2 separate regions of the Homo sapiens genome follow, and region 2 is linked to region 1. The links are chromatin contacts, found by Hi-C or POLR2A ChIA-PET in ENCODE. All regions are on one chromosome and are shown on one strand. Each heading gives the region's core, a stretch centred on a gene start or an enhancer-like site at or near the end of the contact. The rest is flanking DNA. Distances are from core to core; before and after follow the strand shown. Region 1 overlaps GIT2 (GIT ArfGAP 2). Region 2 has its middle 7.3 kb from the start of C12orf76.

The links. Hi-C counts contacts between places; a loop is a spot of excess contacts on that map. ChIA-PET counts read pairs that join two places held with the same protein, here RNA polymerase II (POLR2A). Pooled maps may share reads with other maps.
Region 2: a loop to region 1 is called in a map of G401, with 9 times the contacts of the local background. The contact joins two enhancer-like sites. A Hi-C loop is called at or near these places in 2 of 168 maps with a recorded cell type or tissue (G401 and endothelial cell of hepatic sinusoid), 2 of 37 single-sample maps with no recorded cell type and 6 of 50 pooled maps. POLR2A ChIA-PET finds 5 or more read pairs at or near these places in 2 of 52 experiments (BJ and activated CD4-positive, alpha-beta T cell).

Annotation. Positions count from the first base shown.
Region 1 is chr12:109,960,493-109,966,407 of GRCh38, forward strand. It overlaps GIT2 (GIT ArfGAP 2), which reads right to left. Exons shown (of 20, transcript NM_057169.5): 9 at 5,034-5,085; 10 at 1,121-1,193; 11 at 786-883. Among named protein-coding and RNA genes, the nearest start is that of GIT2, 33 kb to the right of the region's middle. Within about 2 kb of position 3,387, at least 5 of the 41 ENCODE cell types and tissues checked have a DNase peak (open chromatin) inside an H3K27ac peak, as active enhancers do.
Region 2 is chr12:110,052,843-110,058,757 of GRCh38, forward strand. It overlaps a transcript of C12orf76 not described here. Among named protein-coding and RNA genes, the nearest start is that of C12orf76, 7.3 kb to the left of the region's middle. Within about 2 kb of position 2,874, at least 4 of the 41 ENCODE cell types and tissues checked have a DNase peak (open chromatin) inside an H3K27ac peak, as active enhancers do.

The DNA of each region.
Region 1 (5,915 bases), core at 2,137-4,636:
ATCGCTTGGGTCCGGGAGGTGGAGGTTGCAGTGAGCTGAGATGGTGCCACTGCACTCTAGCCTGGACAACAGAGCAAGACTCCGTCTCAAAAGAAAAAAAAAATTTAAGTTAAACAAAATCATAGTCTAGATATTCCCTATCCTTATATATAGCTGCTAATTATAAAGACTAAAACACCTTCATAATTCATTCAACATTTCTCCTCTTGATGGATGTGTTAGCTGTTTTTAATGCTCTATTGTATACAATGGTGCTTTGATGAAAATCACGTGCATAAATCTATTTTTATTTTATTAGAGCATATTCTCAAATGAGAAATTCCCATGTAAAAGGATGTACTTAATTTTGAGGCTTCTGAAACTGGTAAACAAATTGCTTTTCTAACATCTACAGCAATTTAAAGTTCTATCTGTTGCAAGAGAAAGCTCAGCTTACCACATCCTTACCAGTTTGGAGTATCCTTTATTATATATTTTATTAATTTGACTGATAAAACTTGCACTAATGCTTTTAAGTTGCTTTCTTAGATTACTGACAAGGTTAAACATTTCTTCACATTTGTAAGCCATTTATATTTCTTCTGTGAATTGTTTCATATTCTTTCCCAGTCATTTATTTATAGTCTATTGTTTTTCTTATCAATTTGGGGGTTGTGTGTGTATATATGTATAAAGGATATTAAATTTTAATCAATCAAAACATTTAGAATAGTTTTCCTGGGAAAAATGAAACATGACATCAGCCATTCCCCAACTACTATTCCTTTCCAAACTGAGCCACTTGCCTGATTTCGTGTTGATGAGTACTCAGGATTGACCGGAAGAAAGGGGACGACCGTTGTCTCGGTTACCAGGGCGCTGTGGTTTTGCGTGGCAAGCCAGACTAGTCAGAGGAAAGAGCCAGAGACAAACCTCATCACGCCTGTGTGCCACTGCTCCTGGGAGGCACAGCTCACGCACTACGAGGGGAAACACACTCTGAAGCCAACACACGCAAAGGCAAACGTCGACACTCGCACCATCAGGACAGCAGAAATTGGACTAGTAAAACACTGAGCCTGGCAGCTTTTCACTGCCCACTGATAACAGAAGCTTATTAGATAAAGCCACGTCAAGTCACCTGCATCCGTCTCTCGCCTGTCAACTTCATCGTACACATCCATGGCAAGTTCTTCAAACAAATGATTACTTAGCTGAAAATAAAAAATATCAGGAACACAAGGGACAATGATTAATGCCAGGAGGACAAGAGGGAACTGCGACTTAGTCACCCTTTTATTGCCTACGTCTTATCCAATGCCAGTGCTTGGTACATACCCACTGTTAAACAGACATAACATTTTCAAAATCGTACAGGGCCTCTAGAAATGTCTGCCAACCACAGCAATTTCACTACTTTATGACACAGACAGAGCTGCTGCTATTAAGGAGCTAAGAGGCATCTAAAGTGCATCATCTCAGAAGTAGGTTCCAGTTCTCTACTCTTCTTGTGATATCATCCTGTAAGCCTCCTTTTCTGCACTTAAAAGTGCTTATCAGTTCCCCAAAGTATAAGGGAACCTATAACCTTGCAAAAACAGCCAGGCTCAGTGGTGCACACCTATAATCCCAGCACTTTGGGAGACTGAGGCAGGTGGATTGCTTAAGCCCAGGAGTTCGAGACCAGCCTGGGCAACATGGTGAAACCCTGCCTCTACAGAAAATACAAAAACTAGCTGGGCGTGGTGGTGCACACTTGTAGTGCCAACTACTCAGGAGGCTGAGGCAGGAGGATCACTTCAGCCCAGGATATCAAGGCTGCAGTGAGCCAAGATCACACCACTGCACTCCAGGCTGGGTGACAGAGTGAGACCCTATCTCAAAAAAGAAAAAAGAAAAGCAAAAGACATGCTGTTTTGAGAGGATAAAATGTGCCCTTGCACAAAAACGTGACTCAGACCTCAGCTGAGTTTCTTTGCTCTCTTTCTCAGTAGCAGTCCTACTGCTTCAGTCTCCAGAAGGAAGCTTCCTACCAAAGCACAGCCTGACTCTTCAGCACACAACAACCACCTCACAGCCTGCAGTGCCTCCCTGGGCACATGGAGGATAATTGAGGTCTTCCTGGCCCAGATGAGGTTAAGCCTCTTCTGGGGTGGCTCCGCCTCTCTCTGCACTTTCTGCCTCATGCAACACCTTGACACGTGGTAGTTGTGACTCTTAAACTGTCTGACATCTGCTTTGGGAGGGCAGATGCTGAATCTGTTATATTCCCTATTGGGTTCCTTACATCCACACATGGTACCTCACACTTTAAAAGTGGCCAGAAAAGAGGCACTGGCTGGCCAGAAGGGATTTAATGCAGCAATTTAAAATGCTGGCTACAGGCTGGGTGTGGTGGCTCATGCCTATAATCCCAACACTTTGGGAGGCAGAGGCAGGAAGATCACTCACTTGAGCCTGGGAGTTCAAGGCTGCAGTGAGCCACGATGGCACCACTGCACGCCAGCCTGGGTGACGGAGTGAGACCTTGTCTCGAAAAAAAAAGAAAAAACAAGTGCTGGTTACAGAGACCTCATAGGAACATGTTAAAATGGGTACCATATATTACTGAGTGAAAAAAGCAGGTTATAAACGTCTACAATTATGATTAAGTTCCAGTTTTAAAAAAAGATATGCATATAAAACAAGAACTGAAAGAAATGTACCAAAATATTGAGCCTGACTCCATTAAGAGTATAGCAATGAGGATGGTCCCCTTTCTCTATTTTCCAAATCTTCCCAAATGTGGTCGCACTATAATTAAAAACAAACCCAGAGAGCCTGTTGCTAGACAAGATGTTGAAGGATTGGGAGCTTGACTTTGCTTCATAAATATCTAGTTTCTTCCTCCATGGGACTACAAGCTAATGTTATTATTACTAGCAACAACTACAATGGCCAACGCTGATTATGGGCTTATATCCCAGGCACTGTGCTAACAGTATCATATTTCACTTATAACACCTCTATGAAAACAGGAACTACTATTGTCCCATTTTTAAGACAAGAAAACTGAGGCAGAGAAGATAGTAGCTTGCCTAAAGTCACAAAGCTAGTGACAGACCTGAGATCCAAGTTTACATCTTTGAAAATGCTAACATTTACTCATTCAAGGAATACATTAGCCTTTGTTATATTTCTCTCAGTTCTTCATCAGGAGGGAGGGAAGGAAAAGAGAAAGGAAAGAAAGGATGAAGGGAGGAAGAGAGGGAGGACAGGAGGAAGATACTGGAGGATAAACACTGACCTGGCGCTGATAAGATGGTCACCTATGAGAAGGAGACCACAGGGTGAGGGTCAACAAGTAATGGGGCAGCCCACTCTGAGCAGTTCTGGCCGGCAGCCCCTGCAGGATCCTTATCTCCCTCTTCTATGAGAGGATGCCAAGGCACAGGGAGGCTAGGAAGCTTGGCAGGGCTGAGATATGTACTGACCAGTCTGACTCAGAGCTGCAGCTCTGGAGAGCTATACTAGACTCTGTTCCAGGTCTTTACTTCATGCCTGCCACGTGCTAGAGATATTACAAGCATAATCTCAGCTTTCATGCAGCTTCCAGTGAAGCAAATGTAGGATAGTCTAAGAAAACGTGGGTTTTTATCTAGGTTTGAATTATTTATAATAAAATTTACTTACAGATTGTGAGTAATTAAAAGGAAATCACACAATATTTAGTGCTATCTGACTCCAAAGCTTATCATCTTGATCATCTTAGTTTACAACTTCCTTAAGGCAATAAAACACACAGACACACAAAACTGTAGATACAGAACACAGAGACACCAAACAAATTGCATAAAACACATTTATTTCATAATACAGTTAAATACTAGTAAGGATAAATTCATTTAATGTAATATTTAATACTGAGTATTATATGAAGTTTTAGTAAAGGGTCTTCTGTGAAAACAGAAATGAGGAGAAAGTCATAAATGAGGGAAGCTGCAATGTCAGAGTCAGGCTTTGGGAAAGCCGCTACCTACACTGGTCAGATTTCAGGTCCTTGAATCAGAGAGATGGAAGCTGGGAAAGGCAAACGCTGTAGGCAAAGCAGGATTCCTGGAAGAGGACTTGAATGTGCAGCTCATGGCCTCAGAGGGTGTTAATCTAAAGACACACACACACACACACACACACACACACACACACACACACACACACACACACACGGAACCAGATGGGAAGCAGGGCAATCTCTGAAAGGTGAGAGCTGAATGATGCCCTTACAGGTTACAAAAAGAAGTTAAGAATCTTGGTTCTGATCCAAAGAGCAATGGGAACAGCTGAGGAGTATACTTTGGTGGTTAAAGTGGAGAGAAGTGCCCCGGTGAGGCTTCATGTGAGAGAACTAGACAAAGAGAAGTCAATCCCAGAGAAGTAGATTTCCCAGGGCCTTGAGGCCTTGGGCCCTTAGGCCTTTCCTAAGGCTGAGGTGGGCAGTCTGGAAGAAAGACACAGGCTAAAGGGAGGTTGTGGCACAGAGCCGGCAAACTCTGAGCACGCACATGGGCCAAGACCACCAGCTTTTAACAGCAGAAATTTAAAAAGCACTGATGAATGGCATGGGATGGGAAAGAGGTTTACAATATGGCTGGATCCAAATGGCAGCCAGTGAATCTATGGGACTCGCCACCATTTCAGCATCAGCATTTACCAGCTCTAGAACCCTACATGGCTAAGTCACCCCAAGAACGCGTGCCCTACTTACTCATGACACTGAGAGGAACTAGGGAACTCTCCTGAGGAGAACAACTGCCTAATGCCAAAGGTGCCATCTGCACTTGTTACATGATAGAGAAAAATGAGATTATCTGAAGCAGAACCAATGAACTGAATATACTGAACTTAATAGTCCTTGTGGTCATCACTGCTGTATACTCAACAGTCTGCTTCTAGTTTAACAAATAAAAGTATGAAATAAAGTCATCAGACGCAATAGGTAACCTGCATTCAGAGTAGGTATCAGCAGGGTGCACTGATTCTCATACTAGAGAAAACCAGTACAGAGAAATACTCACAGATTGAAGTTTCTTCTTAGCAGCTTTTGCCAATTCAGACAAATCCAGGCTGCTAAGAAAACATACAAAGCTAATAAGCAAATAAATAAAGCCAGACTTGTGAACTCTGTAAAGTTTAAGACACCCAAGAGATAAAAATATTAATTACAGTTCATGGACCATGTTAGAACCAAGCATTCTACAGCCCAGTAGAGTCAGTGAGGAGCTCTAAACAGAACAATCTGGTGAAAGTAACTCCTTCTGAAATACCACAATCATGTAAGTGTTAAAGAGGAAAAAAAAATCGTCCACCAACTAAACGACAAAAGCTATTGCCAGGTTACCTTCCAGGCCCTTATGTGAGGAGTCACAATTTTTGAAGTATTAAAAAAAAAGCATGATATAAGAAAATATGTCGGGCTCGATGGCTCCCGCCTATAATCCCAGCACGTTGGGAGGCCGAGGTGGGAGGATCACAAGGTCAGGGTTGTTTTTTTTTTTTTTTTTTTGAGATGGAGTCTCACTCTGTCACCCAGGCTGGAGTGCAGTGGCGCAATCTCAGCTCACTGCAATCTCTGCCACCAGGGTTTAAGCAATTCTCCTGCCTCAGCCTCCAGAGTAGCTGGGATTACAGGCACACGCCACTGTGCCTGGCTAATTTTTGTATTTTTAGTAGAGACAGGGTTTCACCATCTTGGCCAGGCTGGTCTCGAACTCCTGACCTCGTGATCCACCCGCCTCGGCCTCTCAAAGTGCTGGGATTACAGGTGTGAGCCACTGCCCTGGCGAGGTCAGGGGTTTGAGACCAGCCTGGCCAACATGGTGAAACCCCATCTCTACTAAAATTACAAAAAATTAGCCTGGTGTGGTGGCACACACCCATAGTCCCAGCAACTCGGGAGG
Region 2 (5,915 bases), core at 1,624-4,123, 92 kb after region 1:
CCAGATCCATCCCTGGAGACTATGATTTCGTGAGTCTGGGGAGTTATCCAGATACCTATATATTTGTTAAAAGTTCATGGCTGGGCGCAGTGGCTCACGCCTGTATTCCCAGCACTTTGGGAGGCCAAGGTGGGCGGATCACAAGGTCAGGAGATCAAGACCATCCTGGCCAACATGGCGAAACCCTGTCTCTACTAAAAATAGGAAAATTACCTGGGCGTGGTGACACATGCCACCTACTCAGGAGGCTGAGGCAGGAGAATCACTTGAAGTCAGGAGGTGGAGGTTGCAGTAAGCCAATATCGTGCCACTGTACTCCAGCCTGATGACAGAGCTAGACTGTCTCAAAAAAAAAAAAAAAAGTTCCCAGGTGAGACTGGGCACGGTGGCTCACGCCTGTAATCCCAGCACCTTGGGAGGCCGAGGTGGGTGGATCACTCAAGACCAGAAGTTCGAGACCAGCCTGGCCAACATGGTGAAACTCCATCTCTACTAAAAATACAAAAATTAGCCAGGTTTGGTGGTGTGCACCTATAATCCCAGCTACTCCGGAGGCTGAGGCAGGAGAATTGCTTGAACCTGGGAGGCAAAGGTTGCAGTGAACCGAGATTGCACCACTGCACTCCAATCTGGGTCACAAAGCAAGACTCTGTCTTGGGGGGAAAACAAAAAAGTTCCCAGCTGATTCTAATGCATAGCCAGGGCTGAGGACCACTGGGAGGCTCCTGAAAAGATAGCTCATATTTGTCAATAGCAAGTACATTTGAAGAAGAGCATTCCTCATGACCCAGCAATAAAACTCTTATATATGTGCCCTAGAGAAACTCTTGTACATGTGCTGGAGTTATGGGCAAGAATGCTTCTGCAGCATTGCTTGTAAGAGGGAAAGCAAGACATAACCTAAATGTTCTCAAACAATAAATGGATAAATTGTTGGATTCATACAATGGGATGCTTTGGGCCAGGCGCGGTGGCTCATGCCTGTAATCCCAGTACTTTGGGAGGCTGAAGCAGGGGAATTGCTTGAGCCCAGGAGTTCGAGACCAGCCTGGACAACAGGACAAAACCCTGTCTTGACGAAAAATACAAAAATTAGCTGGGTGTGGTGGCACGAGCCTGTAGAGATGGAGGCCAAGGTGGGAGGATTGCTTGGGCCCAGGAGGTCAAGGCTATGGTAAGCTGTGATTGCACCCCTGCACTCCAGCCTGGGCGACAGAGCAAGACCCTGTCTCAAAAAAAATAATAAAATAAAATAATTTTAAAAATGGGATGCTTTGGAGCAGTGAAAATGAATTAACTAGAGCTGTGCATATCAACATGGAAATAACCTAACACTGAAAAAACAAAGCAAGCTGCAGTGTGATATAAAGTTTAGAGAAATCCAAAGCCACACCATGTACTCACAACTACCTATTCATGAATGTGCATAGCAGCACTATTCACATAACCCAAATGTTCATCTATGGATGAATGGATAGGCAAAATGTGGTCTATCCATTCAATGAGATATTATTCAGCCATAAAAAAGGAACAGGGTACTCATACATGCTATTACATCGATGAACCTTGAAAACATTATGTCTGCTACCTCAGAGAGGCTAGTCACAAAAGGCCACACATATTGATTGACTCCATTTATATGAAATACCCAGAATAGGTAAATCCATAGAGACAGAGAGTAGATTGGTAGTTGCAGGGGACAGAGGGAGGGAGAAATGGCGAGTGACTACTAATAGGCATGGGGTGTCCTTTTGGGGTGATGAAAATGATCTGGAACTAGATGTGGTGGTTGCACACCTCTCTGAAATGCCACTGAACTGTTCATGTTTACAGTGGTTAATTTTGTGTTATATGAACTTCACCCCAATAAAAAAGTAAAAATTATATTTTTTACATATGTAGACATATATGTGTTTAGAAATATAAAAACAAACAAGGGAATGACAAATGTCAAATTCAGGATTTCGTTTAGAGATGGAGTCTTGCTGTGTTGCCGAGGCTGGAACGCAGTGGCTATTTCACAGGTGCAGTCACAGCACACTACAGCCACAAACTCCTGGGCTCAAGAGATCCTCCAGTCTCAGCCTCCCAAATAGGTGGGACTGCAGGTGCAGCCACTGTGCCTGGCTGCAGGGTGTTTATAAAGGGAAAGGTCAGAGAATGAGATGAAGGATGAGTTTGCAGGGAGCAAAACTGGATTAGTAATGCTTTATTTGTTAAATTGGATGATGGTATGTGGGTGTTACATTATTCACAATACATTTTAGTATTTCTATAGCATTTATTTAAAAAGAAAGATTGTCAAGAAAGATGTTGAGCTAAGAGGTAAGAGATCCAGATTTGAGGCCTAATCAGCATATATGAGACGAAGCTTTTTTTTTTTTTTTTTGAGACAGAGTCTCCCTCTGTCACCCAGGCTGGAGTGCAGTGGCACTATCTCTGCTCACTGCAGCCTCCATCTCCTGGGTTCAAGCAATTCTCCTGCCTCAGCCTCCCTAGTATTACAGGCATGCGCCGCCACACCCAGCTATATTTTGTATTTTTAGTAGAGACAGGGTTTCACCATGTTGGCCAAGCTGGTCTCGAACTCCTGACTTCAGGTGATCCACCCACCTCAGCCTCCCAAAGTGTTGGGATTACAGGCGTGAGTCACCGTGCCTGGCAGAGACAGAGGTATTAAATAGAATTGTAACTGCTCAAAGGGTTCACCTTGCCTGCTGCCTAGACAGAGCCGATTCATCAAGACAGGGGAATTGCAATAGAAGAAGAGTAATTCGTGCAGAGCCAGCTGTGGGGGAGACCGGAGTTTTATTATTACTCAAATCTGTCTCCCCTAGCAATCAGGGAATGGAGTTTTTAAGGATAACTTGGTGGGTTGGGGGAAGCCAGTGTGCCAGGAGTGCTGATTGGTCAGAGATGAAATCATAGGGAGTCGAAGCTGTCTTCTTGTGCTGAGTCAGTTCCTGAGAAGGGGCCACAAGATCAGATGAGTCAGTTTACTGAGCTGATCCATCAAGTGCAGGGTCTGCAAAATATCTCAAGCACTGATCTTAGGAGCAGTTTAGGGAGGGTCAGAATCTTGTAGCCTCCAGCTGCATGACTCCTAAACCATCCCAACTACCTGGGAGGCTGAGGCAGGAAAATCGTTTGAACCTGGGAGGTAGAGATTGCAGTGAGCTGAGATTGCGCCATTGCACTCCAGCCTGGGCAACAGAGCCAGACTCTATCTCAAAAAAAAAAAAAAAAGTTTCAGTGCTGTGTCAAAGAAAAAAAAGAGGGAATGAAATCCAGTTTGCACACTTTACCTGTAGGAGGGGAATACTGTGATCACGAAACTGAGTTTGTGATGTCCTCCCTTTGGAAAGAAAGTACTAATGACCATCCCAGAAATACTATCCCGACCTTGCTTGGTGACTAAGGCAAGCCATGTCACCCTTCCAGGTGTTAGGTTTAATCCCTGAATGAAGAGAGAACTCTCAGCCTCCCTAACCCCAATGACCTTTTTGCTCTAAGAGGCTATAATTTTATGCATTCTACAGAAGGCAAAGCTGCTGGTGCCTGGAGCTAACAGGGGTGTGAAGAAGCTGAGGATTTTACTGGGCCGGGGAGGATGGGTAAATTTTGGGGGTGTGGTGGTGCATGCCTATAGTCACAGCTACTCATTAGGTGGAGGTGGGAGGATTCCTTGAGCCCAGGAGTTCAAGACCAGCCTGGGCAACACAGTAAGACTCCAGTCTCTTAAAAAGAAGAAGAAAAAGAGGAAAGCTGGAAAGAGTCTGGGAGGTAGAAGAGAGCTAATGGGAGAGAAGTTAGGGCCATTGATATGGTTTGGCTGTGTCCCCACCCAAATCTCATCTTGAATTGTAGCTCCCATAATTCCCACATGTTGTAGGAGGGACCTGGTGGGAGATAGTGACTAAGTCTTATGAGATCTGATGGTTTTATAAGAGGTTTCCCCTTTTGCTTGGCTCTTAGTCACTTGTTGCCTGCCACCACGTAAGACGTACTTTTCACTTTCCACCATGATTGTGAGGCCTTCCCAGCCATGTGGAACTGTGAGTCCATTAAACCTCTTTTCTTTGTAAATTACCTAGTCTCGAATATGTCTTTATTAGCAGCATGAGAACAGACAAATACATCCATCAAGGGGCACTCACAGGCAAGTCTGGATGAGGAGGAGCCCTGGAGTGGCAGGGAAATAAGGATGGAGGGTGAGGTTGAGCCCATGGAACCCTCAGGCTGCTTGTGCTGGACTCACCAGATGGAGACGAAGGTGTCCACCATAAAGTTGTTCTTCAGAGTCCCAATCCACATGCTCTGAATATAAGTGACTTTCGCAGACTTACCTTGGCATTGCAGGTAGGATGGGCCCCATGCCAGCATGGTTAGATTGTTCTTCAAGCTCTGCAGGGAGGATGTGCCTTTCAGCAAAGTTCCTCTCCCCCTTACAGCTCCTAAGGTTCCAGAGCAAAAGTAACACCAAAGGGCTGAGCCTCCAAAGTGAACTGCCCTCATATCCCTTACCTCATGACTAACCCAGGGCCAACAGACATCTTCATGGACCCCTAAAGAACAGTGGCGCCGGGCACTGTGCCTGCAGTGCGGCACGGAGAAGCTGAGCATGCAGCCTCTGCTTCTCTTTTTTAAAATCCCAAGAGGAGAATCTAATCAAGTCCATCCCTGGTCCTCTAGGCCATGGTGGGGGCTCAGCAAGGGTTGAGGACCCAAGAGATGCTCTGAGAAGAAAATGGGGGAGAGCCAGCACCCCCAAGGCAAGTTAAATCCCAATTATATTAGTTTCTGTAACAAATTACCACTAACTTAGTGGCTTTCAACAACACTAATGTATTCCTTTCCACTTTTGGGGGTTAGATTCCTAAAGTCAGTCTAACAGGGTAAAAATCAAGGGCTAAAAAGAAAAAATATAAATTAAGATCCCAGCTGGGCGCAGTGACTCACGCCTGTAATCCCAGCACTTTGGGAGGCCAAGGCAGGTGGATAACTCGAGGTCAGGAGTTTGAGACCAGCTTGCCCAACATGGCAAAACCCCGTCTTTACTAAAAATACAAAAATTAGCCAGGCACAGTGGTGGGCGCCTATAATCCCAGCTACTCGGGAGGCTGAGGTGGGAGAATCATTTGAACCCATGAGGCGGGGATTGCAGTGAGCCAAGATCACGCCATTGCAAACTCCAGCCTGAGCAACAGAGAGAGACTCGGTCTCAAAAAAAAAAAAAAAAAAAAAAAAAGAAGATCCCAGCACAAATCACTCAGGCAATCATTGTTGAAACTTTTGAGTGTCTTCTAGATATCTCTTTATGTCCACACCTAGACACACAAACAGATATACTGATGTTACAAACGTGGCCACACTACAGGCTGCAGGCTGTTTTGTAACTTGCTATTTTTACTCAATAATATGTTATTAATTCTTTCTATGACAGTAAAGATATCTGTGATAAAGATAGATCTATGATACACAATCATTTTCAGTGGCTAAAGAGTATCCTAGTGATTGAATATATGAAACTGCCCATTTTGGCAGGTCATGGTGCCTCACGCCTGTAATCCCAGCACTTTGGGAGGCCAAGGCGGGCAGATCACTTGAGGCCAGGAGTTCAAGACCAGGCTGGCCAACATGGCGGAAACCCTGTCTCTACTAAAAATGCAAAAATTATCCAGTTGTGGTGGTGCATGCTTGTAATCCCAGCTACTTGGGAGGCTGAGGCAGGAGAATCACTTGAACCTGGAAGGCGGAGGTTGCAGTGAGCCGAGATCATGCCACTGCACTGCACTTCAGCCTGGGCAACAGAGTGAGACTCTCTCTCCAAAAAAAAGAAAAGAAAGAAAGAACTGCCCATTTTGTAGGCCATAGCTATAGAATACAGGCAGTTCCATATGGCTCAAGCTAAGAGG